2 separate regions of the Homo sapiens genome follow, and region 1 is linked to region 2. A link is a loop called in an ENCODE intact Hi-C map of the cell type or tissue named here. Cell type or tissue: heart right ventricle. All regions are shown on one strand.

Region 1 (8,000 bases), 68 kb before region 2:
TAAGAGTACATATTAATAGATTGGACTTCCTCAGAATTAAAACTCCGCTCTTTGAACAACATTGTTCAGAAGATGAAAAGACAAGCCATAGACTGGGAGAAAATGTTTGCATATCATACATTTGATAAAGGATTTGTATCTAGAACCTCAAAACTCCATAATAAGAAAACACAATTTTTAAAATGGGCAAAAGATCTAAGTGCTTCACCAAGGAAGAAGCCCATGAAAAGATGCTCAACATTGTTGGTCTTCAGGGAAATGCAAATTAAAACCACAGTGAAATACCTCTGCACACCTATTATAGAGTGGTTGAAATAAAAAGACCACACTAGGTGTTGACCAACATGTGGAGCAACTGGAACTCTCATAAACTTCAGACTGGAGTGTAAAATGGTACAACCACTTTGGAAAAGTTTGGCAGTTCTTAAGTTAAACATACGCCTACTATAATCCAGCCACTCTACTTTTAGGAATTTACCCAAACGAAACAACAGCATATGTCTATGCAAAGATTTGTGTAAGAATGTCCATAACAGCTTTATTTGTATTAGGCTACAAGTAGAAACAACTCAAATCTCCATCAGCAGGTGAAAGAATGGTCTCACCAAACAATGGAATATTACTCAGCAATAAAGGGAATGAATTGCTGAGACACAACATGGTGAATCTCAAAATAACTGTGCCAAGTGAAAGAAGCCAGACAAAATATGAGCACCAGACTGCATTATTCCATTTGGATAAAATTCTGGGAAATGGAAATGACAGGAAGCAGATCAGTGGTTGCCTGGGTGTAGAGGTAGGGGCATGAATGGGGAAACCACAAGGGGACACAAGAAAACTTTTGGATGTGATAGGTATAGTCACTATCTTGATTGTGGTAATGGTTTCACAGGTACATATGTCAAAACATATATATATATATATATATATATATATATATATATATATATATATATATATATATGTCTCCCCGCTCCCCCCGGAGATAGAGTCTTACTCTGTTGCACAGGCTGGAGTGCAGTGGCATGATCTCAACTCAGTGCAACCTCTGCCTTCCAGGTTCAAGTGATTCTCCTGCCTCAGCCTCCTGAGTACCTGGCATTACAGACATGCACCTCCACACCCTGCCAATTTTATATTTTTAGTAGAGATGAGGTTTCACCATGTTGGCCAGGCTGGTCTCGAACTCCTGACCTCAGGTGATCCACCCACCTTGGCCTCCCAAAGTGCTGGGATTACCGGCTTAAGCCACTGCACCTGGCCTCTTTATTTTTTAGAGAGAAGGGTTTTGCTCTGTCACCCTGGCTGGAGTGCAGCGGCACAATCAGAGCTTGCTTCAGCCTTGAAGTCCTGGGCTCAAGTGATCCTCCTGCCTTGGCCTCCCAAGTAGCTAGGACTACAGGTGTGTACCACCACACCCAGCTAAATTTTTCGTATCTTTTTTGTAGAGACAGGGTTCTACTATGTTGCCTTGGCTGGTCTTGAACTCCTGGGCTCCAGTAATGCTCCTGCCTTGGCCTCTGAAAGTGCTGGGATTACAAGTGTGAGCCACTGTGCCCAGCCAAAATTTTTAAATATTGAAATAAAATTTAAGATTTAGCTCCTTAGTTGCACTAGCCATATTTTAAGCACTCAGTGGCCACTTGTGGCTAATGGCTACTGCATTTGACACCAGCAAGAGAGAACATTTTCCTCATAGCAGAAAGTTCTGTTGAATAGTGCTAGTCCTAACGCAGGACCTCCTGTTCCAGGCTAGCAAGGAATTCTCATAAAAAGAATTTTCTTTTGGGCAAAATGTCCCTGCTGCTTTTGTCTGCAAAGCAAAATGGATGATGGGGAGGGACATGTGACAAGCCACCAGGACAGGCCATTACCAGGGGCAGGTGCACAGGTGCATGCCTGTTCCTTCAGCTGTACCATTGGGAACATGGATATTTTGCTTTCTAGTCCTGCTCCTCAAATGTAGTTCACCCCTAGGTAATCCATTTCATGTGAGGAATCTGGGGTCTTTGCCCACTTTATGTCCTGTACCTTTTTTTTTTTTTTTTTTCCTGAGACGGAGTCTCATTCTGTCGCTCAGGCTGGAATGCAGTGGCACGATCTCCGCTCACTGCAACCTCCACCTCCTGGGTCCAAGCGATTCTCCTGCCTCGGCCTCCCGAGTACCTGGGATTACAGGCACCTGCCACCATGCACGGCTAATTTTTGCATTTTTAGTAGAGATAGGGTTTCACCATGTTGGCCAGGCTGGTCTTGAACTCCTGACCTCAGGTGATCTGCCCGCCTTGGCCTCCCAAAGTGCTAGGATAACAGGCATGAGCCCCCGTGCCTGGCCTGTCGTTGTTGTTTTTGAGACAGGGTCTCACTTTGTTGACCTGGCTGGAGTGCAGTGGCACCATCACTGCAGCTTTCAACTCCTTGGCTCAGGCAATTCTTTCTACAGGCACATGCTACCAAGCCTGATTTTGTTGTTGTTGTTGTTGTTGTTGTTTTTTAGACGGAGTCTGGCTCTGTCACCCAGGCTGGAGTGCAGTAGCGCGATCTCGGCTCACTGCAAGCTCCGCCTCCCGGGTTCACGCCATTCTCCTGCCTCAGCCTCCCAAATAGCTGGGACTACAGGCGCCCGCCACTACGCCCGGCTAATTTTTTGTATTTTTAGTAGAGGCGGGATTTCACTGTGTTAGCCAGGATGGTCTTGATCTCCTGACCTCGTGATCCGCCCACCTCGGCCTCCCAAAGTGTTGGGATTACAGGCGTGAGCCACCGCGCCCGGCCTTTTTTTTTTTTTTTTTTTTTTTTTTTAAGAGATAGAGGTATGTATGTATGTATGCAGTATGCATTTATTTATTTAGGAACGAGGTCTCAATCTGTCACCCAGGCTCTGGAGTGCAGTGGCATGATCACAGTTCACTACAGCCTGGACCTCACAGGCTCAAGCAAGTCCTTCTACCTCAGCCTCCCAAGTAGCTGGGACTACAGGTACACACCATCAAGCCTGGCTAATGTTATTTTATTTTTTCATGTAGAGATGTAGTCTTGCTATGTTGCCCAGGCTGGTCTCTGACTCCTGGGCTCAAGTGATCCTCCCACCTCGGCCTCCCAAAACATTGGGATTATAGGCCACAGCCACTGCCCATGGCCCCTGCACCCTTTAGTGTCCAGGGGAAGCTGCAGACCTCCTACGCAGAATGATGTTTTTAAGTGCACCAAGTCATATACATAGAATTACAAAGAAAACCAATGGCATTAAAATACAGTTTTGTCTCCAGAACCTGGCTATACAGAACCAGTCATGTAACTGCGATGATTGGGAATGAGGCCACTCCTTAAACCTATTTTGACAATTTGGCAATTCTTAACCCGGATTCCAGAATACAATCGAACGAGGAGTTTGGCTTCCCTAGAAATCTGTCATTTTTTGGATGAATGAAGGAATGGAAACGACACAGGGACTACGAAGAAAAGCCCAGCCACCTGGCCCTTTCCAATTCTGGCCGCGGACAGCCAGTGCTGTGGCCAGTTTCGCCCGCCCACGCCCTCCTCCCCAAATATATATTTTGAAAATTATTTGTTCAACAAATATGTGTTGGGGTCGTGCCCTCCGTGCTGCCCTGGGACGCGACCGTCACACGGAACCTCCCCTGGGCCTGGGGGCCGCGCTGTGTTGTTTGCGCCGGGACTGCGGAGGACGGCGGCGCGGGCCGGGGCTCTGGGCGGGTTCGCGTTCAGATCCTCGAAGTGGCTCCCTCCGGGACCTCGCTGGCTTTCCTGTTCCCGACCCCTCGGCCAAGCCGTGCGACCGGGTGGGCTCTGCTTCCCCGGGACCCCACTCTGACCCCATCCCCTAAGCCGCTCCCGCGAGCACCTCAGCTCCGCTCCCGCGCGGGTCAGCAATTCGAAGTCCGCCCCAGACCCCTGGGCCTTCGGGCGCCCCCGGAAGCCGCAGGGACTGTCGGACTGAGCGGCCCCCTTGCTTGGGTGGGAGCTGGGGTGCAGAGAGGGGCTGTTCTCGCACCCTTCCGCTGCATCGGTCCCCGGGCCAGTGCGGAGACTCCTCTTTGCGTTTCCAAATCACTTTTACGAACAAAAGAGGCGCCCAGAGGATATCACCCCGGGCGCACCGCCCTCCAGGGGTGTTTGAAACGTGAGCTGTTGTCAGGCCCAGGGCCAAGGATGCTAAATGTCCGGGAAAATGCGCGCGGCAGCCGGCCACACTCAGGACGATGGTCCGTCCCCGAGAGCCAGCAGGGCTGCGGAGAGGAAGATCCAGCCGCCGAGCGCAGCGCGCACGGAGCGGGACGCCTGCGGCGATGCCTGCCCGGGTGGCCGCTGTCCTCTGCCCGGGCGCCGCTGGAGCCGCGCGTCCCCATCGCCGCGCCGGCTAGTCCCACAGGTGCCCGGAGAGGGAGGCACGGAGGCATACCCAACCTTGAGTGCGTCCAGCATACGTGGGTGTGGACGAAGGTGAGAAAGGGTTCTTTCCAAAGGTTCAAGACAGAGCTTCCAGTACCTTCTAAATCCCCAGAAAGTAGTGGTCTAGAAGTTGCTTCTCCGCTTCCCAACGCCACAGGTGAAGGAGCCAGGAATCTCCCTTCCCTGTGGATCGCCTTCTCCTCCCTTTCTGCATGCCCCTGGGATCCTAATCCCATTTGCCTCAGGATTGGAGTCTCAGGTATTGATTTCATCCTGAACTAAGAGGGGAGAGATCTGGACTCTTGTCTGCAAAACAGGCAGGGTCTTGTGTCTAATAAGCACTCAATGAACATCGATGGAATGAATGAGGGGGGGGAACTTCTCCACTCAGGGTTCCCTTTTGTTCCTCTTCTGATCAAGAAATGATGTATCCTCCCAGGGCACATTGATCAGCGGAAATTATGGAGGCTGCACGGCCTCTGGATCTTTCCCCCCTCAAGACAGGAAAAGGACCTTCAAAGCCATTCACTTCCTTACAACAAGCCCCGAGGAAAGGTGGGACGCGCCATTCTGAAAAAGAAAGTAAATGACTTCATTCACTTGTTTTTAAAATGGGACAGATAGGCCGGAGGCGGTGGCTCACACCTGTAGTCCCAGCACTTTGGGAGGTCGAGGCGGGTGAATCACTTGAGGTCAGGAGTTTGAGACCAGCCTGGCCAACATGGTGAAACCCCATCTCTACTAAAAATACAAAAATTAGCTGGGCGTGGTGGCGGGAGCCTGTAATCTCAGGTACTTGGGAGGCTGAGGCAGGAGAATCGCTTGAACCCGGGCGGGGGAGCTTGCAGAGAGCAGAGATCTCGCTACTGCACTCCAGCCTGGGCGAGAGAGTGAGACTCCGTCTCAATAAAAAATAATAAAATAAAATGGGACATATAAAGCATGAGGGCATGTTTATCAGTGAAATTTTTTAACAGAGTTAAAAATTAAAATCCCTGGTCCCCATCCCTGAGTCCCAATTCTCTCCCCAGGGATCTCCATTGTTGGTCTGCTGTGCACCAGCCTCATCTCACTACCCCTTCCCTGCACTCCACCTGTCTTCCTGCGGCCCCACCTGCAGGCCTTGGTGTTTATTATTTCTTCCATCTGGAATGCTTCCCGCTTCCTTTTCCTTTTGAGGAGGCGGGTATTTTATTTTTATTAAGGTATAACATGTATATATATAGTAAAGTGCACATGCCTAAAGCATGCAACTCAATGACTTTTCACATAATTTTTGTTGGTTTGTTTGAGATGGCGTCTCACTCTGTCTCCCAGGCTGGAGTGCAGTGGTGCAATCTCGGTTCACTGCAACCTCCGCCTCCCGGGTTCAAGGGATTCTCCCACCTCAGCCTCCGGAGTAGCTGGGACTGCAGGCGCCTGCCACCATGTCTGGCTAATTTTTGTATTTATAGTAGAGATGGGGTTTCACCATGTTGGCCAGACTGATCTTCAACTCCTGACCTCAAGTGATCCGCCCACTTCGGCCTCTCAAAGTGCTGGGATTACAGGTGTGAGCCACCCCCAATGCTGCCCTAATATTGTACTTATACAGTCTATTCACCCAGATCAAGATATAGGACATGTTCAGCACACCTGAAAGCTCCCTCGTGCCTCCCCCAGTCGGTGCCCTCCCCGGAGGTAACCACTCTTCTGACCTCTATTGCCTGTATTCACTTTGTGCACCTGAATGATCTAATGGTCTTTTGCATCTCTGGTGTTTTTAGTGGGAGTTTATTCGCATCCCGCAGGTTTCAGCTCTTCTCCTTTCCCATTCCTTTCAATGGCATGACGGCGTTTCTTTCCTTCAAACCACTTCTCAGTTTGCAATTTCTGTGTTAGTTTGTTTACCTGTCTGCTGTTTGCTTTCCAGCTAGAAGGTAAGTGTCCTCTCCCATTCACTGCTGTCTCCTGAGCCCCTAGCGCAGTGTCGGCGCACGTAGATATTCAACAAATACTTACTCAATGGATGAGTATGGGAATGAAAGGAAGAAATACTCCAGGCATGAATTTTTGCCGTCCTGAATCTAAAACCAATTTACTTGGGCAAACACTGGCCTATGACTGAGATCTCTGCATTTGTTTTACAAAGACAGTGTTCACCAAATCCAAGTTAGAAGACTTAGAGAAAAATACTGAAGTTATTCCAGTCTGCCTGGAAGCCAAAAGTGGCATCATTCTCACCTTCTGTGATAGGACTACCTTCTCAACCAAGACTAAATTTTCGCTTTAAACTGTTGAATCAGTGTTTTATAAAAGCACTCCACTTTGGCTACATAAAAAGACCCTCAACAGTGGTGTTTCCCCCCCACCTCTCTTTTTACAGTCAGGGTCTCCTTCCATCAGTCCATTGCTGGAGGGCAGTGGTGTGATCATAGCTTAATAGTGGTTATCTCCATTGGGGTGATGGAGGATGATTTTGCTTACTTCCCTTATACTTTGTCATTTTTTATATGGACACATTTTACTTCTTCAAATTTTTAAATAATGTTTAATTGTGGCAAAACACATATAACTTAAAATTTAGCACCTTAACCATTTTTAAGTGTACAGTTCAATAGTGTCAAATACATTCACATTGTTATACAACCAATCACCAGGATGCTTTTCATCTTGCAACTCTGAAACTCTGTACCCATTAAACAACTCCCCATCTCCCTCTCCACTTCCCCCAGCCCATGGCAACCACCATTCTGTTTTTTTTCTCTGTAAATTTGACTACTCTAGGTACCTCACATATGTAGAATTATACAGGATTTGTCCGTTTGTAACTGGCTTATTTCACTTATTGAATTCAAGATTCATCTATGTGGTAGCCTGTGTCAGAATTCTCTTCTCTTTTAAGGCTGAATTATATTCCATGGTATGAATATCCCACCTTTTGTTTATTTATTCATCTACCCAGAAATGGAATGACTGGGTCATGTAGTACTTCTATTTTTAATTTTTTGAGAAACTGCCGTACTTTTTTCCATAGCAACTACAACAACTACATTCCCACCAACAGTGCACAAGGGTTCCAGTTTCTTTACATCCTCACCAACACTTGTTATTTTCTGACTGTTTTTTAATAATAGCCATCCTAATGGGTGTGAAGTGATATCTCATTGTGGTTTTGATTTGCATTTTCCTAGTAACTAATGCTGTTGAGCATTTTTTTCATGTGTTTGTTGGCTGTTTGAATTATCTTTGGAGAAATGTCTGTTCACGTTCTTTGCCCATTTTTTAACCAGCTTGTGTTTTTTGTTGTTCAGTTCTAGTACCTATTATTTTTAAGAAAAGAATTTTCTTTCAGGAAGAAATGGAGGGGAAAGCATACAGGAAGCCGAGCAAGAGAGGTTTGGTGGTTAGAAGTGTGGGCTCTGAAATTCGAAGATTGTTACCATAGTTATTGAGCACCTGCTGTATGAGCTAGGCTAGGCTAACTACTCTAACAACCCTGAAAGCTCAGCGACCCAACACAATAAAAGTGTGGCTTCCAATGCAAGTACAGCATGTTCTGAGGCAGAGGTAGGGGGAGGGCAGGGGTTATCAAGGGATGATAGGGC
Region 2 (8,000 bases):
GCCACCACCCCAGGCCGGATTCAATTTATCTTTTATTGGCTTCTTCAGGTATAGACACTCAGCAGAATGGAGAAAGCTGACGTTAAATTCGAAGTCTTTTGTCCAAACAACTTATGTCTTCCAAAATATTGTTGACACTTTTTGCATCTCCATTGCCATTCGCTTCTTCCTATTTTATTCCTTTATGGCTGAGTGGCTTTGAACAGGGAGTAGAGCAGATGGCATGTATTCAACCTACAGAGTTAACTGTGAGTCGACAGCTCCCAGGGAGAAGGCAAGCACAGGTGAGCCCTTAGTAGCATGTATCAGGAGAATCCTCAGGCTGGAGGCCACCGCGGCTGTGAACTTAAAAAAATAGATTAGCAAATTATGAAGAAAATCATTCATCTACTTCACAGTTGTATCTAGTGATGCCTCAGCCAAAAGAAACAAATATTTAAAATAATTACCAAGTTTCCTCTTGAGTCACCAATAAAGCAGCTGCATGTAATTACAACAATACAAGACATCCCCATCCACTTAGACCTGTCAGATTCCCAGGCTACTGTTTTTCCAGGCCACTGTCTTTCTGTTAGGCTATGCTGCTGCTGCTCATTGCCAACATTACATAGCGCTTCATATGTCCAAGCACTTTACATTTTTTAATACTTTAATCCTCACAACCATCGTTTTCTAGAGTTACTGTTATTACAGGAGGATAATATAGTTGGCCCTCTCTGTGGGTTCTGCATCTGTGGACTCAACCAACCTCAGATTGGAAATATTCAGGAAAAATCTGCATCTGTACTGAACATGTACAGATTTTATTCCTTGTCATTATTCCCTAAACAATACAGTATAGCAAATATTTACATAGTACATCCATTGTTTTAGGTATCATAAGTAATCTAGAGATGATTTAAAGTATAGGAGAAGATGTAAGTTATATGCAAATTCTACAGCGTTTTATCAGGAACTTGAACATCCATGGATTTTGGTATCTGCAGGGGGTTCTGGAAATAATCCCCCATGGATACTGAGGGGCAACTGTTGTATGGCACAAAGCACTTAGGTAACCTGCTCAAGTTCACACAGCTAGAATAGTTCAAATAGAATGAATGGTTAATAGTGTAAATAGAATAGAATGGTTCAAAGCCAGGATTTGAACCAAGGATGACCTTCTCTAGTCTTTGCTCTTATAAATGCACTATAGCACTTTGGGAGGCTGAAGTCGGCAGATCACCTGAGGTCAGGAGTTCAAGACCAGCCTGGACAACATGGTGAAACCCCGTCTACTCAAAATACAAAAATTAGCCAGGCCTGGTGGCGCGCACCTGTAATCCCAGCTACTCAAGAGGTTGAGGCAGGAGAATTGCTTAAGCTCAGGAGGCAGAGGTTGCAGTGAGCCAAGATTGTGCCACTGCACTTCAGCCTGGGCAAAAGAGCAAGACTTCGTCTCAAATAAATAAATAAAAAACAAATGCAATATAGATAATAATAATTGAATTTATTTATCACCCTACAATTTCAAGAGCATTTTCACCTGATCTCATTGATTTTACAGTCCCATTTTACAGTTGAGAACGCTGAAAGCCCATTTGACTTATCCGAGATCTGCAGTTTACCTTACTGTTTTACCTAGCGATAACACTGATGCGCTTTGTTTTTAAGGTTTATAGTACTTTGCAGCCCTAAGCTCAGCCCTTTCACTGGTTCATTTTGATGATTATGAAAATTCATTTCCATAGGATGCCAAGAAGAGGAGGCATTATAAAAGCAATAGACATATTCAAGAGCAGATTGTGAATTGTTGGTTAAAACTCAGAAGGTATTTTCCCATAAAAATAATGTGAGTCATGGTCAGTAGGTGTGTAGGCTAGCCCACAAATGCTAGGATGTTCCTTAGTGTTACCACAGTAACTGCAGCTCTCCAGGGCCTGGGGTGGAGAGGAATTTAGGTACAAGGGAGGACCCAGTGGTGGCGGCAGCCCCTCCCACTGGAGGGCGAAAGCCTGGAGGTGGAGGGAGCCTGGAAGGGGGCTGAGGAAAGGTCAAGGATCAGTTGAGTGTTTGTAAAGTGCGGACCTGCCTGGCATGGTTTTGTTTTCCTTTTTTTTTTTTTTTTTTTTTGAGATGGACTTTCACTCTGTCGCCCGGCTGGAGTGCAGTGGCACGATCTCGGCTCACTGCAACCTCTGCCTCCCAGGTTCAAGCAATTCTCCTGCCTCAGCCTCCCGAGTAGCTGGGACTACAGGCACACACCACCACGCCCAGCCAATTTTTGTATTTTTAGTAGAGGAGATGGGCTTTCACCATATTGTCCAGAATGATCTCGATCTCTTGACCTCATTATCTGCCTGCCTCAGCCTCCCAAAGTGCTGGGATTACAGGTGTGAGCCACCACTCCCAGCACATTTGCCATTTAATCAAAGAGATTTCCTGGAATAACAGACACTCTACATCTAAGGAACGTGATGGGAAACTTAGATTCTACACTTAACAACGTGGAGAGAGTTGAAGAGCAGGCCCAAGGCCAGCTGAGAGTCATTTACAGAGGGAACATCATGTCTAAATAAAGCCGATTTCCCCAAGGAATATGGAGACCTTTCCCTCCAATCATTAGGTCCCTAGCTTGACTGTTTTGTTTTTGTTTTGTTTGTTTGTTTTTAGAGAAGGAGTCTCACTCTGTGGCCCAGGCTGGAGTGCAGTAGTGTGATCTTAGCTCACTGCAACCTCCGCCTCCCAGGTTCAAGTGATTCTCCTGCCTTAGCCTCCAGAGTAGCTAGGATTACAGGCATGTGCCACCACACCCAGCTAATTTTTATTTTTTTGTATTTTTAGTAGAGATGGGGTTTCATCATGTTGGCCAGCCGGGTCTTAAACTCCTGACCTCAAGTGATCTGCCTGCCTCAGCCTCCCAACGTCCTGGGATTACAGGCATGAGCCACTGGGCCTGGTCCCCTGGCTTTACTGTTAACCTACAGACTTTGTGCAGTTAGAGGGTTTCTCTATCCCAGGGTGACATTAGAATCTCATATTTGGAGTAAATGGAATCAGTCATTTGTAATAAAGACTTCCGAGTTTTACCTGCTTCCAAAATTGGGATCTTGCCAGCTAGATCCAGGATGGAAGCTGGGTGTGATCATGTTTTCATTGATTAATTATAATAATTAATCCCATTTTAATCACTCATTTAATCATTCATCTATCTCCTCCAATCATTCTAAAAATTAGGAGGTGACTGGAAGTGTTTTTATTTGTTGGGTTTTTTATTTGGAGTCCATGATTTTCCTGAATGTTCTACAATTGTAAAAGAGTAAACATTTCTAGGCAGAAAGCTGGTTTTTCTTGTTGCCAGTACTCAGGATTTGTTTTGTTTACTGTTGTATTTTTTCCTGAGAGAAATTAAACAGGTCTTACAACCCAACCTGCCTTCTGGCCACAAAGCCTCCCTCCTGTATATTCGCAGAGCGGATCTGATAAGGGAACTGCCATCTTAAATTCTAGAAGCTTCTTGATGACTTGACCAGAAGCCAAGCCAGGGCCTGCAGTTAAGCACAGCCTTCAGGGCCTTGAAGCTGCCATGTGGGGAGACTGGAGTACCTTTTACAGTTTTCAAATAAGCAAAACCCACTCGAGAGATTTTTTTTATTTTGAGCTTAAAATAAACAGAAAAACAGTTGCAATTTGAATCATCAGCGCCTTGCTCAGCAGCCAGTTTAACTGAAGTCTCCATGGAGCTGCCCCAAGGGCAGAAGCCTCTCCCTTAAGATAACACTACTCGGTGATGAGTCATTTTGGGGTCCAGGACATTCATCAGTCCTTGAAATGACACCATAAGTAATAGCTGTATGGCTGCCCAGAGTGAGATAACTTCTTAGGACCAAATGCCTTGCTCAAGCATTTTGCAGAGACTGGGAGGTGGGATGCAGGGTGTTATTAAGGACAGGGAAGCTTGTTGTCTACTGCCTGGAGGGTAAACTGAGCCTGAGCCCTTGGACTGCCAGGAGATGGCCAGCCGCACAGTGCATCAGGCTGACAGCCAGGTCCTTTCTGCAAGGCTATTCCCGGGCCTTCTTTCCTGTGTTCATTAGCGCAGATGAGCATACGTTTGGAGAAATGTGTCATTAGGTGATTTTGTTGTGTAAACAACACAGCGAGCACGTACACAAGGCTAGATGGCATAGCCTACTGCACACTTAGGCTGGATGGTCTAGTCTATTGCTCCTAGGCAACAAGCCTCTATAGCATGTCATTGAGTACTGTAGGCAACTGTAATGCAATGCTAAGTATTTGTGTGTCTGAATGCAGAAAAAGTATAGTAAAAATAGAGTATTATAATTTTCTGGGACCACTGTTGTATATTCAGTTCATCATTGATTGAAATGTTATATGGCACATAATGTTTAGATTTCTTTATCTAAACATTTATTTTTTGTTATTTTTTAAATTAATTAATTTATTTTTTCTTGAGATGAAGTTACACTGTATTGCCCAGGCTGGAGTGCAGTGGCACGATCTCGGCTCACTGCAACCTCTGCCTCCCAGGTTCAAGCGATTATCCTGCTTTAGCCTCCTGAGTAGCTGGGATTACAGGCACACGCCACCACGTCCAGCTAATTTTTGCATTTTTGTAGAGATGGGGTTTTACCATGTTGGCCAGGCTGGTCTTGAACTCCTGAGCTCAGGTGATCCACCTGCCTTGGCCTCCCAAAGTGCTGGGATTACAGGCATGAGCCAACGCGCCCGGCCCTAAACATTTTTATACAATAGTATACCCACCTCTCCAAATGTTTTTATCAGGATTTTGAGTTGGAAAATCTTTTTTTCCTCACTCTCCTAAACCATCACCATTATTTTCCATCAAGATGCCTAACATTGATTCAGTTAGGCCTCTGCAACTCAGGAAATTACTGAAATTACAAAAGGACTGTAACACACACCAGAATTAACCTGCCCTCAAGAAATTATTCTTAAAATGTGCATAGCTTTGACAGTCCAAACTGTACAATAAGCTGAATATGGTATGGAAATATTAAAGTATGCAGAGTTGGCCGGGCGTGGTGGCTCATGTCTGTAATCCCAGCACTTTGGGAGGCCAAGATGGGCGGATCACCTGAGGTCAGGAGTTCGAGGCCAGCCTGGCCAATATGGTGAAACCCCCATCTCTACTAAAAATACAAAAATTAGCTGGGTAGGGTGGCGGGCACCTGTAATCCCAGCTACTTGGGAGGCTCAGACAGGAGAATTGCTTGAACCTGGGAGGCAGAGGTTGCAGTGAGCCAAGATTGTGCCGCTACACTCCAGCCTGGATGACAGAGCAAAAACTACTTCTCAAAATAAATAAATAAATAAATAAATGCAGGATGATCTCATCTCCAGATTCTTAATTACAACTACAAAAACCTGATTTTCAAATAAGATCACATTTGAGTTAGCACTTGAACATCGGTTTTGTGGGGCCACCATTCAACCTATGACAGTGAACAAGCCAGCGTCTTGCTTTTCCTTGTCCTGAGCAGTGGACAATCTCGGCACCCTTCCGCAGTGCTCATCTGCCTTCGTGTATCTAGACCAGAGACTTCCAATCGTTTTGGTCTGTTCTCTCACAGGAGTCACTCTATGGCACTTTGTTGAGCCTTGGAACTACTTCACTTATCATTTGTCTCCCCCCAGATTAGAAGAATGTCTTTTCTGGAGAAGAAAGCTCGGCATGACAAAGCACACGGTGGCTCACAGCTCTGTTGAAAATAGAGTTGGAAAGACGTTTAGTAAATTCGTGCTTTCAGAAGATTCTAATAAAGCAAGGCAAACCAAGTTAATGCTGGGGCAATAGCGTCTTCTATTGCCTTCAGCCTTCCCTGAAGAATTAGATTTCTTCAGGGAATTGGAGTTGTAAACCAAAGAGAGCCTCCTATCTGCTAAGGTGTTAGTTAAGAATTATTCAACCTTGGCACTTTCCAGTTTGAGCAAATAAACCCAGATTCTTCCCTGATGTTTAATAGAAGGGCCTTAAGAGTATTAGAGTCAGGCAGATGTGGGCTGGAATCTAGGCTCTGCCACTGTATAACCTGAAATAAGTTACTTAATCTCACCTAGTCTCATTTTCTGTATCTGTAAATTTGAGCTGATAATAGAATTATTACTTCATAGGATCACTGACATAGTTAAATGAGATAATGCAGATAATATACTAAGCAGAGTATGTGGCATATAGTCAAGTTCTTTGTGTTCCTATCTTCTACCATACCCACTCAGTGACTTTATTTATTTATTTATTTATTTATTGACACAGAGTCTCGCTTTGTTGCCCAGGTTGGAGTGCAATGGCGCGATCTCGGCTCACTGCAACCTCCACCTCCTGGGCTCAAGTAATCCTCCTGCTTCAGCCTCCTGGGTAGCTAGGATTACAGGCGCCTGCCACCATGCTCAGCTAATTTTTTGTATTTTTAGTAGAGATGGGGTTTCACCAGGTTGGCCAGACTGGTCTCGAGCTCCTGACCTCAAGTGATCCACCTGTCTCGGCCTCCCAAAGTGTTGGGATTACAGGCATGAGCCACCACACCCAACTGTGATTTCTTAAAGCATGAATTTACTAAGCATCTTTCCAACTTATTTTCAAGAGCACTTTATAACATAATATTTTTGTTGTTATTAATATTACTATCAGTACTATGATTATTATAGCAGCAGTGAGACTTTATGGTAACACAAGTACACCAACCAATTTTTTTTTGAGACAAATGTCACTCGTCGCCCAGGCCAGAGTGCAGTGGCACAATCACGGCTCACTGCAGCCTCAACCAATCAAGCGATCCCTCCACCTCAGCCTCCCTAGTAGCTGGGACTACAGGCATGTGCCACTATCCCCAGCTAATTTTTTCTTGATTTTTTTGTAAAGACAAAGTCTCACTATATTGCCCAGGCTGGTCTTAAACTCACTGGCTCAAGCAATCCTTCCATCTCAGCCTCTCAAAGTGCTGGGATTACAGGCACAAGCCACCACTCTCAGTCTAATAAAACTAATTTTTGTCTACACCTTTTGTCAGAGGTTGGAAGTGGCTTGTTTGCATTATTTTTGGTCTCCACTGCAATTATACCACCATCATCTTCTAAAAATCTCTGTCCCTTTGTGACTTATGCCATTAAGCTATTTATCCTCCTCATCTCTGCCTTGCACTGACAACTTGGCCACTCCTCAATAGTCATTGAAGACTGTGGCAGCTGATTCCACCCAAGTCCTGTCCTAATTTTTGGTACCTTCAAGGTTTATATGGTTGCCCAATCCAATGTGCTAGCTTCACAGGTCTGTGTGTGTGTGTGTGTGTGTGTGTGTGTGTGTGTGTGTGTGTGTGTGTGTGTAGAGACAGGATCTCACTATGTTACCCAGGCTTGTTTTGAACTCCTGGTCTCAAGCTACCCTCCTGCCTCAGAGCCTCCCAAGTCTTAATCTTCTCAGGCCCAAGGACTTCCCGTCAGCCACCTATTCCTATGGGCACGTCCTGGCCCTGTCCTCACTAGGAAATACCCCTGTCTAAAACCAATCATAAACATCAACATCCAGCTTTTGGCCATAACCTTCTCTTTTTCCAGACTTTTCCCACCTTCCTTCCTTCCATGCCTGGCTGTCAACCTCACAAACCCCACAGTTGAATCTATTGATCCCCTCCTGGCCTCCTGTCAAGTTTTTTGTACTTTTGTCTTCTACCAAACCCACTCAGTGAAAATGCAAACACAGGTCAATCATTCTGATAAGTTTCTCCTCTCCTACTCTCAGGAGACTGAGTGCTGCCAGAGAAAAATCACACCAGCAGGCAGGTTCACATGCATCTTGGTAGGCACGCAATCACACCTTGTTGATGAATGTGCGAAGGCATCAATTGGACCCTCAGCTTTTGTCATCACCCGTGTTACTTGACCTTGCTTGACTGGCTTCTTCTCTGATTCTTTTCCACCACTTCTAACCCAATCTAGGTTCAACCATTTGGCCTCAAGAGTGGCGGTATCAAGGAACAAAGTTT

Evidence for each region. A loop is a pair of places that touch in the nucleus more often than their neighbours do. Peaks named below come from ENCODE experiments on the same cell type or tissue, not always from the same donor. Only the 100,000 strongest peaks of a DNase experiment are listed, where the experiment ranks them.
Region 1: it touches region 2 in a loop (2.0-fold over the local background); 3 of 110 quality-filtered maps call a loop at or near these places.

The regions. Positions count from the first base shown.
Region 1 is chr18:62,592,555-62,600,554 of GRCh38, forward strand. No RefSeq gene overlaps it. Among named protein-coding and RNA genes, the nearest start is that of ZCCHC2, 74 kb to the left of the region's middle. In heart right ventricle, no CTCF peak of the experiment used is centred here; a DNase peak (open chromatin) is centred at 4,257; H3K4me3 peaks cover 1,699 bases; H3K27ac peaks cover 1,076 bases; H3K27me3 peaks cover 3,838 bases.
Region 2 is chr18:62,660,429-62,668,428 of GRCh38, forward strand. No RefSeq gene overlaps it. Among named protein-coding and RNA genes, the nearest start is that of PHLPP1, 51 kb to the right of the region's middle. RefSeq lists an enhancer at 3,529-3,688. In heart right ventricle, no CTCF peak of the experiment used is centred here; no DNase peak of the experiment used is centred here.